2 separate regions of the Mus musculus genome follow, and region 2 is linked to region 1. A link is a contact called in ENCODE POLR2A ChIA-PET data. All regions are on one chromosome and are shown on one strand. The core of a region is the stretch at or near the end of the contact, and the rest is flanking DNA. Distances in the headings are between cores, read along the strand shown. Region 1 holds the start of Smg9 (smg-9 homolog, nonsense mediated mRNA decay factor (C. elegans)). Region 2 holds the start of Plaur (plasminogen activator, urokinase receptor).

Region 1 (5,957 bases), core at 2,701-5,200:
GGCTCCACTAAACTGGAATCCTGCACTCACCCGTCTCTCTCTTTCCCAGGGGGCAATGTAGTCTCTCTCCCGACCACCAGGTCCAGAAAGGTTCTGGGGGCCACTGGAGCCTGGCTCCTTCCACCGCCGCCGCCGCTCTATCCCGTAGAGCCCAGGCTGACTGTGCCCAGACTCCGACATGGTCACCTGGAAGGAACAAGGAGGTTTTGGTGCAAAGGGAAGGTTTCTCCATGGGCTCACCTGACTGCATGAGGTTCTTCATAAAAGGAGGCCGCTCAGTGGGTAAAGGTGCTTGCCACCAAGACTGCCCTAAGATCAATCCTCAGGACCCACATGGTAGGAGAGAGGCACCGATTCCACACGCAAAGTAACCAGTGCTTCCGGCCTCCGCAGACACCTGCACTCATTACACCCACCCACCCACTCTTAACAACAAACCCAAAACCCACAAACAAACCAGAGGCTGGAGAGAGTGCACATGACTCTTGTAGAAGGCCCAAGTCCTACTTCCAGCATCCACACAGGATGCTCACCAGCATCTCTGGCTCTAGGGAACCACTGCCCCCTTCTGGCTTCCTTGGGTACTGCATGCATGCGCATGTAATCGCACACATATACACACAGAGAACAAACAGCCGCAACTGGAGCTGTGTGGCTGTGGCGGCAGCCGGCTGCCAGTGGCCTCCTGTTTATGCTGACTTCTTCCATTCTGGTGAGGTTAACACACAGCACCCAGAACACACTTCTCAAGCTGTTTTTGCAATTAGGTGTGCCAAATGGTGTGGCAACAGAAGGGTGGCTTGGAAGCATTCAGAAACTTCCCTTTACAGAAACAGGTACATGTCTTTTGCCTCTTCCGCCTCTTGGCTAAAAGGCAGCTACCCCGACTTTCAAGGCAACTTAGTGGAAATCATGGTAAAACAAGACACAGGGTGTTGGTAGTCCCCAGATAACCTTACACTGCCTACCTCTGAAGCCAGTGAGAAACAAATCTATGTCTCTCTTTTGGGACCAAAGCTATTTGCAACTATTGAAGTGGTCCAACAGGAGTATAACTTACAGGAGCACAGTCACATAGAAACGAGACAGTCTCCTTCCCATAGGCAACAAGTCCCCCTGTTGAAGGACTCTCGATCACCCATTCATGTGTGGTGACAATGTTGGGGCTCACTCCCACGGGCCCTTTTATCTACCTGGTTCCACTAGGTTCCTGTAGACCTACTTTCAGAACATGTGGACCAACATGTTCTGGACTGTTGGACTATGCAACCCACTCTCCACCTCTGGTGTTATTGGTTTCCAGGCCCCCGGGGAAAGTGTCTTGGGGTCTTTACAAGAGAATGTGCTCTAGGGACACCCCTGAGTGCTCAGCTGCCCACAGGACACTACGGGGCTGCCTGCTCTGGCTCCAGAGGTTAGGTTGGCAAACTGTGGCCTGCAGAGCAGATCTGCAATCTTCCTGTTTCCAAACACAGGGGCTCATTGAAATCTGGCCTCACAGTGACAGAGTGGCTATGGCTGGCTTCTGTGAGCAGCAGCAGTAGAGGTGGAGACAGTGTGACCCCCTAGGACCTACAAACCCAGCGTCTGGCAGTCACACTGGGTTCCCTCAAACCCTTCCCCACGTCACCCCAGGCCTCAATGACATCAACCGGCCCCCGTGACACACTCTGGAACTGACAGACGAGGCACTTTTGCTGGCCGTGTGGGGGCTTGTCTAGCCCCTCTCAGGCCCGAGTGACCTCTCCACAGCCACAAACTCGACTGACCAAGGAGGGCAAGGACCTGCTAACAGATGCTTGCTGGAATGAGTCAGGTCATAAATGACTGTTTACCGTCTAAGGCCCTCTCCCCACAGACTGGGACTCCTTCCTCCCCACAATTAACTGTCTGCTCCCCTATTATCCTGACGACCTCCCCAGTGCTTCAGAGTCTAATCCCCTGCCCCCATGGAGATCCTGTCCTCACAGTGAAGTGACGTTCACTGGGACCACCCACCCTCCTTTCAGGCAAGTGAAGTGTCCCTCTGCACACTGCTCTGGAATCACTAGTTGACTCTACTCATCAGGTCTTGTGGGGAACGATCCAGAACCTGAGACACCATCTGCCTGCAAGCTGGGACCTGCAATGCTGTTTCTAGGGTTCTCCAGGAAGAGCTCTGCATAAACTACTAAGCTGGTATTCCTGACCTCACAGAAATGAAGTCTAATCTGCATAATGTTGGGGTGGGAGCTTCTGGGTTTCTTGTGTGTGTGAGACACACACATACACATGCCTGCGTGCAAGCAGGCACAGAGCCATATCACATTTGTGGAGGCCAGGTGACAACTTCCGAGAGACCATTTTCTCTTTCCATCCTGTAGGCCGCAGGGATGGAAGTCAATTCTTTGGCCTTGTGGTGGCCCCGTTACCTGATACAACCATCCTGACAGCCCCACACTGTTTTTGCCTGGGCAAGGAGCTCTGCACATCTGCCAGTCTTGCCTCCGCAGCACTGGGATGACAAGATCGTGCCGCCAGGCTCCACTTTTTATGTGGTTGCTGGGGATCAAACCTGGGTCTTCATGCTTGCAAACAAGCACTTCACACACTGAGCTATCTTCCCACCTACATGTGAAGCACCTCTTTGGAGAATCTTCCAGAATTGACAAGTTGCTTTGCAAGAATTTCCAGGAGACCCCCAATTCTTAACTGTTCTAATGCCTTTTCTCTTGAGGCATGGTGCATTCCACAACTTAATACTGTTTCCTCCTCCTCCTCACCTCTCCCTCTCAAACAGGGTCCTGCTCTGCAGTTCAGGCTGGTCTCAAACTCATGGCGACCCTCCTGTTTCTGGCTCCACACTACTGGAATTACATGTGTGAGCCGCCTTGTCCAGTTCTATTCACGTATTTTTCTAAGTGCTTCCTAGTCTACTTGCAGTCTTTTTTTTTTTTTTTTTAAGATTTATTATAATATATAAGTACACTGTAGCTGTCTTCAGACACACCAGAAGAGGGCATCTGATCTCATTACGGATGGTTGTGAGCCACCATGTGGTTGCTGGGATTTGAACTCATGATCTCTGGAAGAGCAGTCAGTGCTCTTAACCGCTGAACCATCTCTCTAGCCCCCCTTTTTAAAAATATTATTTATGTATTTATTTATATGAGTACACTGTAGCTGTCTTCAGATACACACCAGTAGAATGTGCATCAGATCCCATTACAGGTGGTTGTGATCCACCATGTGGTGGCTGAGAATTGAACTCAGGACCTATGGGAGAGCAGTCAGTGCTCTTAACCTCTGAGCCATCTCTCCAGCCCCTACTTGCAGTCTTATATGGAGCCTCCTTCCAATACTCAGGCATGAAGAACCTCAAAATCCAATTTCCATGGAAGGTGGCCCTAGGTGTATGTCGGCTTCTTTGGGACTGTGTCCAGAAATTTCCTCCCGATACTGTTAGAAGGCTCGTACCAGCACTACAGGGACACTTTACAGTGGCTATAGTTTCTATTAATTTATTTGTACCTCCAGCTAACGGCGCCGCAATTCCGAGACCTTCACGTTCCTACTCCCATTGGCCAGCCGCCCAGCGACCTTTTAACGGCAGGGCGGGGGCGGGGCTTGAATACGCCCCACCCCCAACCCCGCCCCGTCGGCGCGCCTGCCTCTCCCAGGCTCGGGGCGTCCCCCCTTCCCCTTACCTAGGGCAGCTGCTGATTAGTTCCTGGGTCGCAGCGCGCGCTCTGAGTGACGGGAGTGCAGCGTGGGCGGGGAAGGTCCTCCACAGCCACCTGCCGTGTAAATGGTGCCGGAAGGTCACAAGCCAGAGAATGAGAGAGGCCGAGAAAACGGGTGCCGGCTATTCCGGAACAGGCCTTGGCGTCCCGGAAGCTCCCAGAGGAGGAAGAAGAGGAAGCCACAGTACGCAGCCCAACGAGTCACGGCCTGCGCTGCTAGCTCGGCGCATGCGCCGCGGGCTGGGCGCGCAAGCGAACCCAACGTGCGCGTTAGACTGAGCATGCGTGAATGGAGGTGGCTGGCTTCAGCACGCATGCGGATTACGGAGGGGCGAGGGAGTATGTTGCTGCTGAGAAGGCGCGTGCGCATTGTTTCTCTGGGCGGGCCTGCTGTTTGGCTGGGTGGGCAGCTCTGGAGATTTCGAGTTCGAATCCCGGGTCTTCTGTAGTGTTGTCAGACCGATCGGGGTAGGGTACGGCGGAAGGGAGGAATTAACGTCCTTATCTGAGCAAGCACAAGACTGATTCAGCTGGCTGCAAGAAGCGATCTTGAAGGACTTTAAGGAAGAGCCCAGCTCCTCCAAGACAGAACATCTGTAGAGAAAGGTCTAGGCTTGGACCTGTGGCACGAGGTGGGCGGCAGAAGTGGGCGGATCGCAGGGCTACAGAAGGGGCAAACATTCAAAGGACTAGGGGCACAGCCTGAAGCAGCTGGAAGGCCACTGGGCAGAGGGTGCAGTCACCCAATGGAAAGACAGCTGAGAGGCAGAAGTTCCACCTCCCCTATTGCTTTTCCTTTCTTAAAGAAAAAAAACCGTGAGTCCATCAGCCTGACCTCAAACTTACCCTCCTGTGTCTGCCTCTTCAGCATAACCTACCTGTGTGTGCCGCCACAATCAGCTCTCTTGGTTATTTGTTTGTTTGTTTGTTTGTTTGTTTGTTTGTTTTGAGACAGGGTTTCTCTGTATAGCCCTGGCTGTCCTGGAACTCACTCTGTAGACCAGGCTGGTCTCAAACTCAGAAATCCGCCTGCCTCTGCCTCCCAAGTGCTGGGATTAAAGGCAGCTCTCTTGTTTTGAGGTGGGGTCTTACTGTGTAGACCAGGCTGGTCTAGAACTCAAAGAAACCCACCTGCCTTGGCCTCAGGACTGCTGGGCTCTCCCCACCCCCTCGGCTTTTCGTTATTCTCTCCCATTCTCTTCTGTACTGAGAAAAGAGAGAGGGCCTTGCTATGTAGGATGTGCTCTACCACTGATCTGCATTTCAAGACACAAGCACACATGCGTGCTTGTCCCCAGAGCTGATCTCCATGTCAGCCTAACTCAAACAGCATCGCCTCCCTCCATGCCCCCGCCAAGCTCTTCTCTGTTCTCCTATGGGCACCTAGCTGCCAAGACTTAAAGTTTGCCTTCCCTTCGGCTTTTCTTTCAAATTTGAAAAAAAAAAAAATGTTCCTTGGAGTGCTGATAGAGGCACACTCCACGGGATTAAACCTAGAGCCCCATGCATGTTATGCATGCTAGGTAAGCACACTGCTGCCTGGGCCACATGGCCAGCTTATAAAGGATGGATATATATATAGTGAGTACACTGTAGCTGTCATCAGACACACCAGAAGAGGGCATCAGATCCCATTACAGATGGTTGTGAGCCACCATGTGGTTGCTGGGAATCGAACTCAGGACCTCTGGAAGAGCAGCCAGTGCTCTTAACCGCTGAGCCTTCTCTCCAGCCCGTGAAGAATTTTTTTATTGTTGAAGCCTGGAGACAGAAAGCACGAGTTTTTCATATTCAAGGTAACCATCAGGGCAGTGATTGGTTGGAGGGCTGTTTATGAAGAGTGCTCAATGCCACCAGATTCACTGAGTTATAAGCGGGATGTGTGCCCTCTAGGATGTGTGCGCACACATGCAGCAATGCACATTTGGATGCCAGAGGAGTCAGCAAGAATCAGCACTGTCCTTCTATCCCATGGGTCCCAAGCGCCTTTACCCAGCAGGCCACCTCACTGGGCCTTTAGTTAAGGTTTCAGCATTCATACATTTGAGGTAGGGTATTGGGGACTGAATTTAAGTAGGCTTGTTAAGCTCCCTACCACAGAGCCTTAGCCCAGCCCTCCGCTTACATGTTTTAAAGATTTCATTTTCTTTTATATGTATGAGTGCTTTGTAAGTATGATTGAGCACCACGTGCCTGCCTGGTGGCTGCCAAGGCCAGAAGAGAGTGTTGGATCCC
Region 2 (5,489 bases), core at 1,635-4,134, 63 kb before region 1:
AAATGCCGGGCTGCCTCTCCACCCTTGTTAGACGTTTAAACTTTTGTATATCTTTACAATCTGGAGAGAGATGGTTTCCTGGCCTATTGTTTGCTATCGGTTGTTGGGGGGGTGGTCAGCCTCACCTTGCCATTCCCGAAGCACGGTAGTCCTGCAGAGGTCCTGGCCCAGAGCACACTCCTCTACCAGGCAGCTCTGGTTACTCTCACACTGCATGCACTGCAGGCCCTGGGAGGCTGGGCGAGAGGAGAGGAGAGGAGAGGAGAGGAGTCAGAGGTGATGGCCAGGGTCTGCCTCCCACCCCACCATGGTGTGAAACTGATCTAGGCCTGTTCCCCTTGGATGCATGCATTGTGCCCTGATTGCCCATGGTCCACTCCCTCTCTCTAAGATCTATATAGTCCAAGCTGACCTCAAACTCACAGCAATCCTCCTGCCTCATCCTCCTGTGTGTGAGGATTACAGACAGGCATCACCTGCCATTCATTCTAACTCTGCACTTTTGCCCCCTTCCTTCCTTTTTTTCCAAGACAAGGTTTCTCTGTGTTACCCTGACTTTCCTGAAACTTGCTCTGTAGACCAGGATGGAGGCCTTGAACTCACAGAAATCCACCCACTTCTGTCTCCCTAATGCTTGAATCAAAGGCATGCGACCCCCCCCCCCCCGCCCCATCTCCCAACCTCTAACTCTTCTTCTTTCTAGTTCTTTTTGTCTTTTTTTTTTTCCAGAGCTGAGGACCAAACCCAGGGCCTTGCGCTTGCTAGGCAAACCCTCTACCACTGAGCTAAATCCCCAACACCTTCTTTCTAGTTCTTGAAAGGACTTTCTACCCTGGGTCCCATTTAGGTCCTGTGTCCTCTCTACTTGGTCAGCTCTGGACATTGGATCTTTATCCCTTGTCCACCCATTCCATCCTCTTCCTTAGCTACTCCTCAGGATTCTCTCCAAGACATGAATCTTTCCTCCTGAAGCTCTAACCCTGCCCAGTAGCCCTCCAAGATAATCAACTGAGCTTACCTCCAAAAACATTCTCTCCCCCTTCCCCGACACTCTCCTAGGTTCTAGTCCCAGCCCGTAGCTCCTGCCTGTCTCAGAGTCTCCAGTTCTGCCCAATATTCTAGCCCTGCCCCTGGCTTCCTTAACCATGCTTAATGCTTCCTTCTAGACGCTAGTTCCCATACTCTGGCTCCTTCCCTAAATTCTCTTCCTACCTTTATATTATTTTATTAAATATTTCTGAAATGTTTTCACTATTTATGGCTGGTCACTATTTATGTAAACCAGGCTGGCCTTAAAGTCAGAAATCCACCTGCCTTGGAATTAAGGCTATTTTCCCATCACACTCTACTCTGTTCTTGGTAGACTAGCCCTGCCGGGGCTTAACAGCACACAGCCCAGCTGTTCTCACCCTCAGGAGGGGTCATATATCCGATATTCTGCCCATCAGATATTTACATGAAGATTTCTAACAGTTGCAAAATTACAGTTATGAAGTAGCAACAAAAATAATTTTATGGTCGGAGGTCACCAAACTGTGAGGAGTTGTATTAAAGGATCATAGCATTCGGAAGGTTGAGAACCACTTTCAAAGACCCACCTCAGCCCCCAAACGTTTGTCCCACCCCAGGACCGAAGTCCCTCCTGCAGGTCTTCACCTAGGCCACGTCTCGCCAATGTTATAGCCCCCCGCCTCAGACTGCCCAGTTTTTTTTTTCGTTTTTTTTTTAAAGATTTATTTATTATTATGTGTAAGTACACTGTAGCTGTCTTCAGATGCACCAGAAGAGGGCGTCAGATCTCATTATAGATGGTTGTGACCCACCATGTGGTTGCTGGGATTTGAACTAAGGACCTTCGGAAAAGCAGTCCGTGCTCTTAACCACTGAGCCATCTCTCCAGCCCCCGACTGCCCAGTTTCTAATCAGAACTTTTGCACCAGCCTAGCCTTAGTCTGGCCCCCATTTCCCAGACAAGTTCCAGGAACAGAAAGGCTAAGTAACTGTCCTGAACCACACAGCCAGTTTTGACCCCAGGTGGCAGCCCCACTCCAGGGTCCCCTCCTCCCGGGGTTGGATTTCACAGTAAGAACTGTCCTGTCTGAGCCCCGAGATCCGGTCTGCAATTTAGAGCCGGTCCCTTTGTGCCAGATATCCTTTCTTCAACAAGAGCCCCTCCCCTTTGCACCCCCACCCCTCCCCCCTCTAGCTCCCAGACCACCCAGGCCCCGCCAGAGATCTTTTCCCACCCCATTAATCATCTCCGGTCTCCCGCGGACTAGAGAGGGCTTTCCGAGTTATTCACCGTGCCAAACCCTGACTCAATTCCTTCCCCATTTCCCTCTACTTTCTCAACACCATTTCCCCCGCATTTCCTGGAGGAAGAAGGCTGAGGACATAACATAGTAAAAGACAAGTGTATTCGAGGGACAGGCCCTGGGCTCCCGCTGAACTCTGTGGACCTTTGAGATGTAGACCCCTGAGCCCCTGTCTTGTCCCAAAGTGGGATCCCCACACAGACCAAAACACTGTGGGGAGTGGCTGTGAGGTCACATGTCCAGTTATCATTCAACCCCTAGCTGTGAGGCTTTGGACCAGCTTCTTAACCTCTCTGTTCCTCCGCGTCCTCCAGTGTGCCAGGCACTGTGCACCAGGGATCAGCGTTTACTAAATGAATGCCTGCGGGAGTCTGACTGTGCCACGTGGAGCCTGAGAACACACCCGGAGAATAGCTGGATAGAAGGGTGGAGCGCTGGGCCATCCTCCTCTAGCTCACGCCCGGTGCCACCACGCAGCTCTTACCTGGGACACAGGTAGTCGCCAGCAACAGCAGCAGCAGCAGCCGCCTTGGGAGTCCCATGGGTTCTTCCTTCACCTCTGCTCTAGACTGACCGAGGGGAAGAAGACAGTTTTGTGACCCTAGGGCTCCTCCCACTGTTTGCTAAAGAGTGAGTCAGCTCCAGGGGTTGCCTCGCCTCCCCCCGCCCCGCCCCCGCCCCCCCCCCCCAGCCCTTCCTCTTCCATAGTTCAAGAAACTCTGCCCCTTCCATACATAGTAAGATGCAGTCTCAAAAAAGGAGGGAGGGAAAGAGGGAGGGAGGAACGGAGGGAGAGAGGGAGGGAGAAGGAGGGATGAGGGAGAGAGAGAGAGAGAGAGAGAGAGAGAGAGACTATGATGGAGAAAGGAAGACAACCAAATAGCAAGGGTTAGAATCCTCTCTAGCCTTGGCTATTTCTTACCAATCAGAGTTTATGTTTTCAAAGTTTGTTTTATTTGAGTTTCTCCAGAGAGAGTCTTGCTATGAAGACCAGCCTTGAACTCAGGAACCTCCTGCCTCAGTCTCCCCCGAGTCTGGATCATGGGCACGCTACCATCCTTGGCCGAGGCGGTACAATTCCATGTAGGGAAATCATGTGGAACACTAACTTGCCAAACTAGAGGGCAAAATTCCTTCAGCTCCTGACCAAGGACCTCCTGGGTACTGGGCACTGTTCCAGGAACTGGAACACAGCAGGAAACACAAGGACGCCACCCTCTGCCATTACGATGGGGAGGATACATTAGTTATCTAATCTCTCCCATCAGTCGGAAACCAGGGGAAAAACAAGTTGAAAGAGGAACAAACTGTAGGGAGAGAGGTAAATGGCTTAATTGCTTTGGGAGGGTGATGCGGAGGGCAGCCAGGAAAGGTGTGCAAGAAGTCTAGTGGATTCCTACAGAAAGCCTTTGAGGGAGAGGAAAGAGTCATCGCAAAAGCCCTGAGGGCAAAGAATCACTCAGAGCGGCTCAGTGTGGCTGATGAGTGGGAACCAGAGAGAGCAGAGAGCAATGAGTAGCACCCGTACAGTAGTGATGTCACTGCTGTGAGTACCGAGTCACTGAAGCCTGAGCTGGGAAACACGGAACCCAAGGTCTCCTGCAGGATTGACAAGGAGTCTACCACTGAGCCACGCCCCCAGCCCCTCACTGGGGGAGGCTAGGCAGAGGCTCTACCACTGTGCCACGCCCCCAGCCCCTCCCTGGGGGATTCTAGGCAGGGGCTCTACCACTGAGCCACGCCCCCAGCCCCTCACTGGGGGATTCTAGGCAGGGGCTCTACCACTGAGCCATGCCCCCAGCCCCTCATTGGGGGATTCTAGGCAGGGGCTCTACCACTGAGCCACGCCTCCAGCCCCTCACTGGGGGAGGCTAGGCAGAGGCTCTACCACTGAGCCACACCCCAACCCCTCACTGGGGGAGGCTAGGCAGGGGCTCCACCACTGAGCCACACACCCAGCTTGGCTTGATTTAATGTCAAGATAAGGTAAAAGGTGAAAAATAAAAATAAAAATGCCCAAATAAAGTTTTCCTCTAAGAGGTCCTAACTGAGAGAGTAGGGGGCTGGCCCCAGACTGTGAGGGCTGTGTGACTTACTGATCATTAGCAGGTGTCTTTCTTAGCCTCTCTGTGCTGCAAGCTCATCTGGAAGGTTGAGACAGCAAAGGTCTGAGAGGAGCCCTGAGAGAAGTGAGAGAGATCCTGTTTCATATGGAGGAGGAAAACAAACTGTGATTGCTTTAGGGCCTCAGGCGTAGTATATGCTCAATAAGAAGGTGGTTGTCTTGAACATATTCATTCCTAACTCTAGAATCTGTCAATTGAAAAGCTTTTGCTGGGGGCTGGAGAGATGGCTCAGCATTTAAGAGCACTGACTGCTCTTCCAAAGGTCCTGAGTTCAAATCCCAGCAACCACATGGTGGCTTATACCAATCTGATGCCCTCTTCTGGGGTGTCTGAGGACAGCTACAGTGTACTTACATATAATAATAAATAAATTTAAAAACATTCTACAAAGTTGATTGACTAAGCGTAGAGTTGGAATGTTACAGGTCCAGAGCCAAATTTATGGTAGGCTACCTATGTTTTTTTAAAATAGGTATGTATTGCTTTTCTCGGTGTTGGCTCTAACATTCGGGCAGCTGCTGGATAGTTTGGGGGTGTGCAAACACATCCCCAGCTTCTACCAATCTAAAGGCTACGAACATCATCAGAGAGCATCTGAGGTCTATAGTAGAATTTTCCCAGTTTGTTCTAAGCCTCAGCTTTGAAAGTTGCTGTGAGATTCAGCCTACTTCATGCTGTCGCTCTGAGAAGTTCATGTAACCGTGGGTGCTTAGGGGATCACGAATCTGTGTCCCCTGGCCATGGTCACTCACGTTTGGCTCCAGAATGCACTCATCCTCTGGGGAGAGGTGTGCTTTATGGCAGCTGGCCCAACCTCTCTCCCAACCCTTCCCCCTACCCTCCTGCCAGAGCTCTTGCTATGTGACAGGGAAGCTGGCCCCAGCCTGGGAGTCTGAGGTCAGTGTTTGTCATGCTGATGGTGGCCAGGATGGGCCACTCCCTGGTTGTGTCACCATAAGCCAACACAGTTCTCTGTTTCTTTACTTGGAAGACTGAACATTGGTTGGGGCTGGGTTGGGGCAGTGTTTGCCTAGCATACAGAGCTTGG

The links. ChIA-PET counts read pairs that join two places held with the same protein, here RNA polymerase II (POLR2A).
Region 2: POLR2A ChIA-PET joins it to region 1 with 21 read pairs in Patski. The contact joins the promoter of Plaur here to the promoter of Smg9 in region 1. POLR2A ChIA-PET finds 5 or more read pairs at or near these places in 3 of 5 experiments (Patski and embryonic stem cell).

The regions. Positions count from the first base shown.
Region 1 is chr7:24,397,621-24,403,577 of GRCm38, reverse strand. Smg9 (smg-9 homolog, nonsense mediated mRNA decay factor (C. elegans)) reads right to left here and starts at 3,950. Exons shown (of 14, transcript NM_028047.2): 1 at 3,687-3,950; 2 at 31-186. The coding sequence starts at 180.
Region 2 is chr7:24,459,878-24,465,366 of GRCm38, reverse strand. It overlaps Plaur (plasminogen activator, urokinase receptor), which reads right to left and starts at 2,884. Exons shown (of 7, transcript NM_011113.4): 1 at 2,800-2,884; 2 at 126-236. The coding sequence starts at 2,857.